Regions from separate parts of the Homo sapiens genome. Here region 1 is linked to region 2. Evidence: read pairs that join two places in POLR2A ChIA-PET (ENCODE). Cell type or tissue: OCI-LY7. All regions are shown on one strand. Links, peaks and the distances in the headings refer to the core of each region. The heading gives the core; the rest is flanking DNA.

Evidence for each region. ChIA-PET counts read pairs that join two places held together with the same protein. Peaks named below come from ENCODE experiments on the same cell type or tissue, not always from the same donor. Only the 100,000 strongest peaks of a DNase experiment are listed, where the experiment ranks them.
Region 1: POLR2A ChIA-PET joins it to region 2 with 17 read pairs; 5 of 35 experiments call an interaction of 5 or more read pairs at or near these places.

Annotation. Positions count from the first base shown.
Region 1 is chr3:45,345,718-45,348,634 of GRCh38, reverse strand. LOC105377062 (a long non-coding RNA gene) reads left to right here and starts at 2,144. Exons shown (of 3, transcript XR_940798.2): 1 at 2,144-2,231. RefSeq lists an enhancer at 2,120-2,645. In OCI-LY7, for the core only: no CTCF peak of the experiment used is centred there; no DNase peak of the experiment used is centred there.
Region 2 is chr3:45,273,404-45,276,320 of GRCh38, reverse strand. No RefSeq gene overlaps it. Among named protein-coding and RNA genes, the nearest start is that of TMEM158, 49 kb to the right of the region's middle. RefSeq lists an enhancer at 1,977-2,917. In OCI-LY7, for the core only: no CTCF peak of the experiment used is centred there; no DNase peak of the experiment used is centred there.

The DNA.
Region 1 (2,917 bases), core at 123-2,622, 72 kb before region 2:
TGTGGGTATGCTGGGTTAAATAAAATATATTTTTGAAATAATTTCATGGGCTTCATTTATTTCTAATGTAGTTACTAGACAGTTACATACCTAGCTCATATCCTATTTCTATCGATGTGGCTCTGAACTCCTGGCTCAAGGCTCTCTTTCCAAAACACCAGGTATTTCTCATATTCAGAGATACACAAATTCCTACAGGTTTCTGTGTGTAAAGACACACACACACACACACACACACACACACACAGACACACACTCCCTCTTGTACACAGGGCCACTGACTCTCTGCCCCAATTCCTCTGTATACCCACCCCTCACCACACAGAGCCACTTAGGGAAACAGGCCCTTGAGCCATAAAAGTATATAAACCCAGCTGGGCGCGGTGGCTCACACCTGTAATCCCAGCACTTTGGGAGGCCAAGGTGGGTGGATCACCCGAGGTCAGGAGTTCGAGACCAGCCTGGCCAACATGGCGAAACCCTGTCTCTACTAAAAATACAAAAAATAGCTGGGTGTGGTAGTGGGTGCCTGTAATCCCAGCTACTTGGGAGGCTCAGGAGAATCATCTGAACCTGGGAGGCGGAGGTTGCAGTGCATCAAAATCGTGCCATTGCACTCCAGCCTGGGTGACAAGAGCAAAACTCTGCCTCAAAAAAAAAAAAAAAAGCATACAAACCCCTAGACCTGCCCACAAGGTGCCACCCGAGGACTTCATCCCCCTCCATTGGCCTTGAGGGAAAACACTGTTCTGTAGCATCTACTGGATGCCTCCTACCCACAGACCAGCGTTTTTGTCAGGCTGAGTGGCAGGCACATGACCAGTGGCATCTTTCCCAGCAGCATAAACGTCTTTGAGGAATTCCTCTGAGAGAAAGATATTTGTCTTGGTGCTGAAATATTTCTGCCTGTGAATTTGAGCTGAATGTCTGACCCTTAGGTAACAACAACAGCAGTGGCTCCAGTGTCCAAGATGGAAGTAGCTCCTATTGGGACCAGCCTTTTCCCAAGCTGTCCTCTTCCTGAATTTTCCAGCCTGAATCTTTCCTGACAGAAGTCACCTGTGTTAGAGGGTGCTGATCAGAAGCCCTGCTGCTCCCTGCTTCTCAGTGAATTTGCAGTGCATGTGTGTGGGTGTGTTTAAGTGTATGCGTGTGTGAGGGAAGTAGGAAAATGAACACATTTTCATTCAGGCTCTTCCCTACCTCATCGACAGACACACTTTCTTGGCATGTATGTTTGCTGGCCTGTGTGTCTATGGCACACCTGCTGGCCTTGACTGTGGGGCTGTAGTCTGGCCTCACCACACTGGTTCACTACCTTTTAAGGATCAGGCTCTTTTCAAGTTCACAATCACTGGGCATCCTCAAAGGGTTTTGTTTTTCTTCCCTTAAGCAAAAACACCTTCTAGCCCAGGTAACATTAATCTGATAATCACATGGAGGTAATTATCCAAATGCAGACCTCAGATTCTATAAACAGCCACAGCCACAGCCCCCACTGGGACTCAGCAAAACTCTGCGTCCAGAGATCTCGGCAGACCCCAGCATCTGTCACAACAACCAGTGTGGTTTATAAAGGCTCATTACAGAACTCAGGTAGGCTCCAGAGATGTTGCCTTCCTGCTCCTAATTGCTTAATTAGATGGAATATTGCCTGCTGGATTCAAATCAGATGAGTTTCCCTAGATACATCTGACTACAGAAGGCTCTGGGCTTGGCCGGGAGCGGTGGCTCACGCCTGTAATCCCAGCACCTTGGGAGGCCAAGGCTGGCAGATCATGAGGTCAGGAGATGGAGACCATCCTGGCTAACATGGTGAAACCCCCATCTTTACTAAAAATACAAAAAGTTAGCTGGGCGTGGTGGTGGGCACCTGTAGTCCCAGCTACTCAGGAGGCTGAGGCAGGAGAATGGCATGAACCCGGGAGGTGGAGCTTGCAGTGAGCCGAGATTGCGCCACCGCACTCCAGCCTGGGCAACAGAGTGAGACTCCGTCTAAAAAAAAAAAAAAAAAAAAAAAAGAAGGCTCTGGACTAATTGTTGGGGTAGGGATGGAGATGGGGGGGGCAGTACAATGACCTGGAAGATTCTAGAACCAGCAGTATGATAGGATGAGGCCTGTGTTAACAGAAGGGAAGTAAGGCTCTTGTCTCACACTGCCACGAGTTAGCTGTGTGGCCTGAACACCCAGCTGTCCCTTTGGGCCTTAGTTCCTTCCTCAGTAAAATAAGGTGAGTGAGTCAGCTTCCCTCAGGTTCTGCAACGTCAGGGCTGCAAGTAGCTGAAGACCGCCATTCACACTGGTTTGTCATTTCACATAACAAAGGGCAGAAGAGGGTATGCCTCAGGCAAGGACAATCAACAGATTTATATCATCAAAGGCTCAGGTTCTTTCTCTGCTAGTTATTCTGCTCAGTGGCACATTATGGTCACAAAGTGTCTGTGGCCATTCCAGGTGTCACATCCCAGTAGACACTGTTCAGAGATGGAGAGGGCCCATTTCAGTCTTCTTATTGAGAGGAGGACGTCTTTCCCAGAGGCTCCTCCCAGAGACCACCTCTCTCATTGGAGGAACTTGGTCACATGCTCACTCTCAAGCCAATCACTGATAAGGGGCATGGGACTACTTTGATGAGCTTAGAACCAATCTGGATTTAACTCTGTGGGTAAAGGTGGCACTTGCAAAATATTGAGATTCTGTTAACAGGAGAGAAGGTAGAGTGTGGATGTTAAACAGGCAACCAAGACCATCTGCTATACATACCACTTACATTTAAGTGGAAAATAGGACACAGGTCTGGTCCTATTTCCCCCATCGCCCATTTCTCTCTTCCTTCTTTTAATCCTTTTTATCCCTTTATCCTAGTTAACATTTCAGAGACATAAGACAAATCAAACTGGCTTGAGAAATTTTTTT
Region 2 (2,917 bases), core at 153-2,652:
GTTTTATATGGAGGAGTAAAGCCAGCTTGCTTCTACACCACCATTTTGGAACGAAAAGTTGAAAGGTTTTCTCCCCTTCCATCTTGAAGGGAGCAAGGATTCGTCCTCAGGTAATAATAATCCACTCTGGATGTGAATTTGCCTTCTATGGCTGTCACATTTCTTCCAGTAACATCTCCAGTAGACTTACTGAATGCTTTACTTCACCATAATAATACCCCATGCCACATTGCATCTCAGCAAGAACTTATTTTAGAATAAAAGAAGTGAGGAAATGAGATGAAAAAATATGGCATTCACAGGTCTTACAGAAGGTTAGAATATTTAATGAAGACTCAGTAACAGCATTCACTGAGAGAAAACGTCTTGTGAGGTTGGGCTGCTATCCTATACAATGAGCCCATGCTTTGAATTAGAAACTAGTGTATGGCTCTGGGTCTCCCACAGGCCAAATACACCAGTCTGGGGAACCAGTAGGTAGAAGTGAGATGGTATCTCTCACTAGTACACATTAGCACTTGCAAATGCTTCATTTCCTATTTGTATTGGTTATTCCATACATGTTCTCCCACATCCATTCTTCCACTTTTCTATTCTGCTATATCTCTGAAGACTGTCTCACTTGGGCTGCCACGCTGACTCGCTTCTCTTTGGATCAGCCAATGACATTACCAGCAGGTAAGCAGAGAGCAGAGGAGAGAGAGAGCTCAGGGTATTTCCTCTCCATTTCCTCCCTGCTTCAGCATTGCATCTTTGTCAAGGGCCACCTTTTTCCATAGCTCTAGCTGCCGCTGGGCAATTTCACCCCAGCTCTGCTCTCACTAGACTCAGGTCACACTATTTCCTCTCCTACTCCTAGACATGGTAATGGCTTCCTGCTGTTTATTAGCCTCTGGGTGCCTCGACATCCATTGTTAGTGTCTTTAACCCTGCCTGCATCTCTTAGAGGTCCCTCAGTAAAGTCTCTTCATTTAAATAAAATGAATTGAATTCTATTTCCAGCTAGGATACATTATTTCTGCAACTCTGTGTTTTGCTGGCTTCAAGTGCCAGTACCCAAGAGAGGAGACAAAAGAATAGTTTTATTGTATTGAAAACTGAGGCTGCCATCTGTCCACTTCAATACTTTCATGCCAAACAGGCTAGAGGTAGGCTGCAGTGACAGGTGCTATTTTATAATAGGGCCTGGGAGCGATTCCACCTACACCACAGGGAGATAACACCTGGTAGTGTTAGGTCTAGTGTTTAAAAAACATACACTAATGGAAGACTTTACTAATCCCATTCAAGGAGGACCACCAAGAACTTAGATTTTTCAAAAATCAGGTTGGGGTAGCTCACTGGGTAAAGAACTCTGTTCAGCTGAGGTGCCCCTAAAGAGAAGGGGGATATGGAATAGATTTTAGAACAAGGATGTCATAAGTCACACATCAACTAAGGCTATGTGAATGTGTTGGGCAGAAACAAAGGCTGAAGTAGCTATTCATATTTTCTACCATGTATGTATTTTAGTTCTTTTTGTTCCTTTACCTATTCCCCTACTGTTTTTATGATTTATTCCCCAGGTAATAGACTACCAGAATGGGATTACAATGGACTCAGAGGAGAAATATGTATCACCCGGACGTAATCTGGCTTTAGAGCCTGATGCAGTACCTGATGATAGTTTGAACTGACTACCTGACCTCTAGACTCCCTGTTATATAGAATATGATTCTTCCTTATTCTTTAAGCTACCTGAACTCAGAGAGTTACTGATGGCCAAACACATCTTAACTGATACACGTATGCTCCACTAAGTAAATGAAGTTAAGTCAATTACACTTGGGACAGTGCTTGGCACATGGGATCCTTCTCACTGTGAATTCTGGGATATGGTTGCAACTGTCTATTCCGCAGTGGGAGAAGTCAGTGGGGGCTTCAGTGCTCAGGGAGGTTTCATGGAGGAGGAGGTCAGGTGTGATGTTCAGCCTGGTTATGCTGAACATCATGCTCAGCATGATGGGAAGAGTCATGCTGTTGGGCAGACCTCTGATTAGAGCCATGGCAATTGTACAACAAAGGCAGACTGACCTGAACGAAGGACAAGGCAGCAATCTTGAGCATGTGCCTCTATGAGAGGGGCTGTGGGTAGTGCAAGCTCAATGTGGAAGGAGAAAGAAGGAATTAGTCAAGTTTATGCCTTTGCTTCTTCATTAGTCATGAGGAATGCTCCCTGCATAGAAGAATCAGAAGTAAAGCAAGAATGAGTTGCTACCATATGTGGTTTCCCTCTGCCCTTGGGATACATAGAAAATAATGTTTTGCTATGAACTAATGACTTGACCATTTTGGCCTTCAAGAGATAGTGGCAGCAGTAGATACAGTTGCTGTCTCATCAGTATCTCTTTACCAGGCCACCACACCCATCCCCCATCTGCAGTGCATGCTGACTGCTAATGACACAGCTGTTTCTTTCTCCAGAGACTTCCTTCTCCAGAGCCACCTCATCCTGAAAAGCCTGAGAGGTTACGTCCTCCCCTAAGGGGAGCCCACAGCCAGTGATGACTGACATGGGGACCTAAAGGCCAAAGGGCTTCCCTGCAGTTGGGACAACTGCATGTGAGCTCCCCACGGGATCAGGCTGAGTTAGACTTCAGCTGAAGCTATATGTTTGCCCAGCTTCTTCTCTGCCCCATTCTAACTCCTCAGTCCCTTACAGGTTTTATCTGGGAGCAGTCCCCCAGTCAATCCTTTTCTCAAGCTCCATTTCTGAGGAAACTAACCCAAGGCACTGCCTCTGGGGCTGTCGAAGGAGGTGATTTCTGCAGAAGAGAGTAATGGAGCTGGCTTTCTGCTTCTTGACCCCTTGCTAATCCCAACACTTTACTGTTTCTGTCGGGCCAGCTCTGTGGGCATTTGAGAAGACTCCGGGGAC